Regions from separate parts of the Homo sapiens genome. Here region 2 is linked to region 1. A link is a contact called in ENCODE POLR2A ChIA-PET data. All regions are on one chromosome and are shown on one strand. The core of a region is the stretch at or near the end of the contact, and the rest is flanking DNA. Distances in the headings are between cores, read along the strand shown.

Region 1 (3,620 bases), core at 133-2,632:
CTGGCCAACATGGTGAAACCCTGTCTGTACTAAAAGTACAAGAATTAGCCGGACGTGGTGGCAGGTGCCTGTAATCCCAGCTACTCAGGAGGCTGAGGCAGGAGAATCGCTTGAATGGGAGGCGGAGGTGGCAGTGAGCTAAGATCGTGCCACTGCACTCCAGCCTGGGTGACAAGAGTGAGACTGCATCTCAAAAAAAAAAAAATTACTAGGAGGAAGTGACATTTGTGATGGTTCATGAAGAAGGCATAAGATCTGACAGGTGAAGATGGCTGGGAGGTTATTTCAGGGAGAAGGGAGAGCCCACGCAAAGGTGGAGGAAAGAAGTCGGGTGTGGGGGCTACGCCTGTAATCCCAGCACTTTTGGAGGCTCAGGCAGGCGGATCACCTGACGTCAGGAGTTCGAGACCAGCCTGACCAATGTGGTGAAACTCTGTCTTTATTAAATACAAAAATTTAGCTAGGCATGGTGGCATATGCCTGTTAATTCCAGTTACTTGGGAGGCTGAGGCAGGAGAATCGGGAGGCGGAGGTTGCAGTGAGCCGAGATTGCGCCACTGCACTCTAGCCTGGTCAATAAGAACGAAATTCCATCTCAAAAAAAAAAAAAAAGAATCAAATCAGGTTCACCTTTAAAGGGAAGTATCAGGCCAGAGTTGAGGGAGAGCCACAAGCCTGGGCTTGCCTCTCAGCTTCTGACTGTGGGTCCTGGGCACATTGGTAAACCGTTCTGGGCCTTGGTTTCCTCAACGTGACGTGGAATAGCAGCACCCACCGCTCATGGTAAATGGAATAGCTGCTCTGGCTTATTTATAGTTGTGTTTAACAAATAGTTTTTCACTTGGAGTGGGTGGGGGCAGGGGGAGAGGATCAGTGAATCGGTGCCACTGGTGGTTCAGCCTGGAGGGTGGCTGTGGCTGCCTGTCCCTTTTCATCTTGTGCCTGAAATGTTTGGGGGAAGAAGGTCAGTGGTGGCTGGAAGCACTACCGCCTTCTCAGGCCTAGCTGGCTCCATCCCCTGCCCTCATGCTCACCTGGAGGGACGGTTATGGGACTGAGGTCTGTGTCATTCTGGCCACTGTCATGTCATAAGCTGCTCCAATCAGGCTGGCAGGAGCTCTGCAGCACTAGAGGCTGTGGGCTCCTGGGAGTGGAATGTGAATGCCTGGGAGGCCGGCAGCCTTGGGCCCCATGCCCACACTGGCACAGCCACTCGGTCCAGAAGAGGGGCAGGAATCCAGGTCACCAGCCGCTGCGACACAGGCTGGCTTGCCGTCCCCTTTCCTTTGGTTAATCTTCCCTATGAGGAGAGACAGAGAGGAAGAGTCTACAGGATACAGCTCATTTTGCCAGTTTTTTCCCAAAGTCCATCAGGAGGGACGTGTCTGAGCTGCCCACTTCCTTCGGCCAGCCTTGGAATGAGAGCACATGACTCATGGCCTCACTTCTCTAGACCTGGAAGGTAGTGGGAGAATCAGACAGATCTTGGTTCTAATCCTGGCTCTGCCACTTATTAACTAGGTAACCTTGTGCACGTTATTAACCTCTTCCAGCCTCAGTTTCCTTGATTGTAAAATGGGAATAATAACACCAACTCACAGTGTTATGAGAACTGGATGAGCTAATGGTTAGAGTTAACATAGTGACCAACACATATTGGGAGCCCTTAAATATCAGTTTCCTCCCTCCCTTCCTTCCTTCCTTCCTTCCTTCCTTCCTTCCTTCCTTCCTTCCTTCCTTCCTTCCCTCCTTCCTTCCTTCCTTCCTTCCTTCCCTCCTTCCTTCCTTCCTTCCCTCCTTCCCTCCTTCTCTCCTTCCTTCCTTCTATCTGGGGAATATGATGGCTGCCTTGAGGGCAGAGATCTGAGTTGAGAGAGCTGTACGTACTTAGAGGTGGCCTCCTTCATCATAGAACCCCTCAGAATCCCAGGCCAGAAGACTGGAGAACAACAGGAAATAGGTGATCTCCAAGCTTCCCACGCTGGCTGTACCCAATAGCTGATGAGATTTATCTGAGGCACCACTATTGTTAAAAGGAATGTAGTGATCTGAGCCCCAGGTGCAGAACCCTAGCATAGCGATGGGAGCGATTACAGCACTCACCACCTCTGGGGAGAGTCTGCTCTGGCACCCCTTGCTTTAGGGCCCAGGTGAGGCTGAGACAAGCAAGTGTGGCTACGTAGGGTAGCATGGGAGAGGTGGAAATAGCTGGACTGGGCTTTTCCCCTCTGGAGGACCAGTATCTCCTATCAAAACTTAACAGTATGGATGCCCCAGCCACTCTCTGCCAGCCAATTGACAAACAGCCAGCAGCTAATTCACACTAAAATGTTAATAGCAATAAAGGAATCAATGGTATTCACACCCTGGGGGTGTTGATAGCTGTTAATGGCTGTCAGGTTCTACACATGGCCTTCTCAGCAGCACCACTCTCCTCTCTGAAGCGCCTGTGGCTCAGCTGGAGAGCTGACTGCTGCAGAGTATAGAGGCCCACGTTTTGGCTCTAGTCTGTGGCTGGGAATCTAACCCAGGGGACACAAGCCAAAGTACAGGAGGCAGGCAGAACTGGAGTACAGGGTCACCTTGGTGACCACCGTCAGCTCCTAGAGCGCAGGTGAGCCAGTTGGCCTTATAAGCTTAGGTCAGATAAGATGAGACCAAGCGTGTGGCCCACCACCGCCCCTTGCTTCAAGAAAGGCAAGGTCTGGAAGGTGGAGGAGAGGTGGCATCTGGGGCAGAGTAGAGCATGGAGGTCCTCCGTGCACAGAGGAGCAAAGCTGTTGCCCCCTGCTCTTCTTCAACGTGGGCAGCTAGGACCTAAGCTCAGCACCACATCAACCTCATCTGACACGTGGCTGGAGGAACAGGGCAGTGGTGGCTGTGGTGGGTTGGCCACAGCCTCTCTTGGGCATGGCTGACCAGCTCTTTGGGCATAATGTAGCTCTTAGGAGGCCTAGGCCCAGGCTGAGCCCAGCGTGGGGGAGTAGGGAGTCTCAAACCTATTGGGCTAAAAATCAGCTGAGGGCATTGTTAAGATGCAGGTTCAGATTCCTTAGGTCTGGGGCCTGAGGCTCTGGTTTTTCACAAGCTCCTGGGTGGTGCTGAGGCTGCGGGTTCAGGTCATACTCTGAGCAGTGAGTGTGGATGCCTGGGAGTGAGAGGCTGAGCAAAACACTTTCCTGGCTGTGACCTTCGTGTCCCTTCCGGCTGTGACACTTTGTACATCGCCAAGACCACAAGTTGAGTGGGTGGTTGGGGCGCGGAGCTCCTGCACTCAGTTGCCCCACTGGCGGAGGAAGGTGGCTGCCCTTTGATGTGATGAAAAATAAGAACAGTCGCCAACCATTGAGAACTTACTCTGAGGACACCTCATCACTTGTATGTGGCAGAACATGGCCCTGAGATGTTTTTGAGGCTTGGAGGACCCTGAGTTATGAGAAAGTTTAGGGAGGGGAAGCACTGGTTTATTTGGGAATTATTCCCATCCCAGGTCTCTCTGGCTCTTTTGAGGGTCAAGGGTCTTATCAATCCCTTTCTCAGTGCCCAGCACAATGCCAAGAGTTCAGGGAGAAAGCAGATACCCCACAGAGACCTAGACAGGCCAGAGGCACTGTCCCTGG
Region 2 (3,963 bases), core at 188-2,687, 470 kb after region 1:
TTTTAGGGACCACCATCTGGGTGGTACAGCAGTTTCCACAATAAAATTAATATTTTTGTTTTTAAGGTAATGGGAACACTAATCCTCTGCTAACACTTTTCATGGATTGGATGTATACCATGTGTCAGGCATGGTGCTAAGTATTATTGTGCATCTTCTTCCTTACATCTTACAACCCTTTAAGATCACTATTGGGTACACTATTACTGTACCCATTTCCCAGATGATGAAACCAAGAATAAGGATATTAAGTAATGATTCTAAAGTCACACTACTAGTGAACGATGGCTCACCTAATAGCAATAGTTTGCACAAAATCGATATTTTTGTGGAATTAAATTTTATATAATTGTAGATTATGCTCATGTATTTTTTAAATTTATTAATGCCCTCAACAAAATGTCTAAGACTATGCTAGGTGCTAAGCATAGAGCAATAAACAGGTCAGATAAGGTCCTTGTTGTCAAGTGGGAGAGACAGACAATAAGAAAACTAACAAATGAATAAATAAGAACTCCAGAGAAGTGCCAGGGAGTGTATTACCTTAGTTAGAGTGGTCAGAGTGGCTGGACTATAGTGAAGACAAGGAGCGTAATAGGAAATGAGGTTACAGAAGGTGGCAGGTGGCAGGCCGTGTAGGATTTTGAAGGAGTATAATAGGAAATAAGGTTACAGAAGGTGGCAGGTGGCAGGTGGCAGGCCGTGTAGGATTTTGAAGGAGTATAATAGGAAATAAGGTTACAGAAGGTGGCAGGTGGCAGGCCGTGTAGGATTTTGAAGGAGTATAATAGGAAATAAGGTTACAGAAGGTGGCAGGTGGCAGGCCATGTAGAATTTTTTAGTTGTTCTACACAGTTTAGATTTTACTCTAAGGGTGTTGAAATCCACTGGATGACTTAAAGAAGGGAGTGATAACATTTTCCTTATGTTCAAAGGAAAATGAACTACAGCAGAGCAAAGTGGAAACTGGCACGACTAGAAAGTGTGAGGATAGACAGTTGATGCTAGTTTTTGATGAACTGTTAAGAAGTGGTAGAGTTTGGAAGCCCTTTTGAAAGTGGAGATGATAGGTCATGCTGATTGAGAGGATGTGTGGAGCCAAGGATCATGTCTAGGTGTCAGATTTACTCGTAGAAACAGCTGCTGTCTGGGGTGATAGGAAAGGGATTGGAGATGAGTTTAGTTTGGGACCTACAGACAAAGCATCCTGAAGCCGTGAGAGGGAGCAGAGCTGGACGTGCAGATTTGGGAGGCTCCAACATACAGGAAAAATTTTGCTTACAATGATGTGCCTGGACTGAGAACGAGATAGTCACTTTTATGTGCGTTAGTCATGTTTTGCTGTGAGCCACTTTGTGCCTTACGAATATCCATCTCCCAACAACTCAGTGAATTTGTGGGTGGCTGTTGGGAAACACCTTCCACAGTGTCACCTCCTGAGTCAGCAGGGATGTTAGGAAGCTTCACACCTTAGGGCCACTCAATTTTCCTAAAGCCTGTTGGAATTCTTCATCCCTTCACAAAAGCAGGATATAGAAACCTTTAAAGTTTGTCATCCTAATAAAAATGTCTAGTAAATAAAAACATTTGGTCTTCATTTCCTGAATTGCATGATCTTTGAAACTGCCAGTGCATTCCTTTATAGTATAGATTGAAAGAAAGAATGGCTGGTATCAAGGCTGCCATTGACATCAATTTATTCTTTGTTTACTTTGCTATATGCTGAAAATTCATGCAAAGGATTCTGGGCTTGGGTTAAATGGTGAACTTTGGGAGTGTTTTCCAGTTGCATCAGATTTTTTTTTTTTCCAGTTTGTGGTTATAGTCAAGCCTGATATATCTCATCACCTTATTAGCTTGCACTGAAAATTACCCCCAAATTGAATTTCTTTTAAATGGAAGTAGTGGTGTTTTCCACTTGAGGACATCTGATAGTCTCTATAATTGTCATCTGGCAACATGCAGGGCTGATCTCATAGCTTTCAGTCCCGTGGCACATGCAACATTCTTGCAAGTGATTGCTTAGCCAGCTGGCTGGAAGTGTTACCTATTTTTCCTGGGAACCCTAGGCTTTCAGTTTAATTCTTATGTATTATTGTAGGCTGTGGAGTATACAGATAGTAACAGATAATTCTTTATGATTAACTAATATATAAAAATATGTGTTAACTAAAATTAATATGTTTAGGAAAATAGACACTCCATAAAATTTGAGTACCTACTATATGCCAGGCACTGGTAAAATAAAATTTTCAGCTGCCTACTATGTGAAGTATTGAGATATTTAAACTTACAATTATTCTAGAGTAAGCTTTGGAATTTTCATCCTTGGAATTATTTTCTAACAATAGTTGTACTTTATAAATTTATTTTGAATCAGAGACTTTTTTCTCCATTGATTAGATAAATCTGACTACTGTATTGAATTGAATGACCACTGATTTTCCAAAGAGCTCCTGCAGTACTTGAAATTTTTTGAAGAGACTTAATTGTTATGTATTTAAATATTAGCTGACACTATGGCTTTAAAATATACTTTGAGTTTTTAGCTTATTTTACTAAACATATAGTTGGCTATATGGTAAGGGCAAATTCTCATACAGAATTTTCTGTGTGACAGATTTTTTTAAAAGTGCACTACACGTATCATGTCATTTAATTCTTACCACAGCCCTATGAGGTTGGTATTAAAGCTATCCTCTCTTTCATAGCTGAAGGAAACTGAGGCATAGAGTGGTTAAGTAAGTTGCTCAAAGTCAATAGCTGGTAAGTGATGGAATTAAAATCTGAACCAAGGCCACCTGACCCCAGAGTCTGCATTCTTAGTCACTATACATTAGTTTATAATTTCTCTATTATTGATTATTGCATTTTTCAAGAGAAAATATATAACTTGGTTTATTTCAACCTATCTCTGTTGAGCACCTGCTGTTTGCTTTGTACTGTGCTAGGAGATTTAAGGCATTCAAGGACAAGCAGGACATGGTGTACTCTTAAATATCTGAGAATTTACTGGGATTCGCAGGGTACACAGGGCTTGAATGCAAGGCAGAGGAGTAGGAAGGCATTCCAGCTATAGGGAACAGCAGCAGTAAATGCATAGAAGTGGAAAAGAACAAATGGTTGTTAGGAAGCCATGAATAGTGCGCTGTGTCTAGAGAACAATTGTGTGAGATAAAAGCAAGATGTAGAGTCTTGACCCCAGGATGAGGTGTTTGAACTTGAATTAAGTAGACCCATGGAGAACCACTGGTATATATTTTTCTAAGGCAGGAAGTTACCTCTTTAACTCCGTCATTTGTAAATATGGCTAATGTTACTATCACATTGATAGGATGTTTAAAGAATAAATTAAAGAAAGCATTAAAATGTGCAATGCAGTGCCTGGAACATAGTAAGTCCTCAATAAATGATTCTAATAGGTGTGATTGTTGTTACTAAATAAGCAGAGGGAGGCTGGAGCTTTTTTCTTCCCCGTCATTTTCAGGTATTCTTTCTCTCCGACGATAGGGAATCTAGGGCTAAATTTGGGAGTTTAGCTTTTAGGTTTCCCACGCCTGGAAAGCCTGCCTGTTGATAGTCTTCATTATAGTTTTTGTAACCAGTGAAGACCCCGCCTCCAAAAAGCAAACTGTGCCCCTCGACCTTGCTTTGCTGGAACCCTGTGAGATCACTGGTAAGCAGTGTGCACTCCTCATGTCCCCTCTACCACGTTGCCTTTTTCAGGAGGCAGTCATCACAAACGCCTAGCAGGATTTATTACTCAGAGGGGACTGAAGAAATGCTCTAGCTGCTTGAGCGTGACTTCTTCCTCATTCTTTCTTATTACTATCTGTGATTTACATGAAGTGACACAATTTATATTTTGATACAGTTAAAAATTTCCTCTGTAGAATAAGATGTATTGCAACAGCTTGTAATTATAGCCGGTCAGTTTTCCTGAGTGGAAATTTGACATCTGAG

Evidence for each region. ChIA-PET counts read pairs that join two places held with the same protein, here RNA polymerase II (POLR2A).
Region 2: POLR2A ChIA-PET joins it to region 1 with 14 read pairs in BJ. The contact joins two enhancer-like sites. POLR2A ChIA-PET finds 5 or more read pairs at or near these places in 2 of 52 experiments (BJ and activated CD4-positive, alpha-beta T cell).

Annotation. Positions count from the first base shown.
Region 1 is chr17:40,537,454-40,541,073 of GRCh38, forward strand. No RefSeq gene overlaps it. Among named protein-coding and RNA genes, the nearest start is that of CCR7, 26 kb to the right of the region's middle. Within about 2 kb of position 1,383, at least 22 of the 41 ENCODE cell types and tissues checked have a DNase peak (open chromatin) inside an H3K27ac peak, as active enhancers do.
Region 2 is chr17:41,011,919-41,015,881 of GRCh38, forward strand. No RefSeq gene overlaps it. Among named protein-coding and RNA genes, the nearest start is that of KRTAP3-1, 4.8 kb to the left of the region's middle. Within about 2 kb of position 1,438, at least 2 of the 41 ENCODE cell types and tissues checked have a DNase peak (open chromatin) inside an H3K27ac peak, as active enhancers do.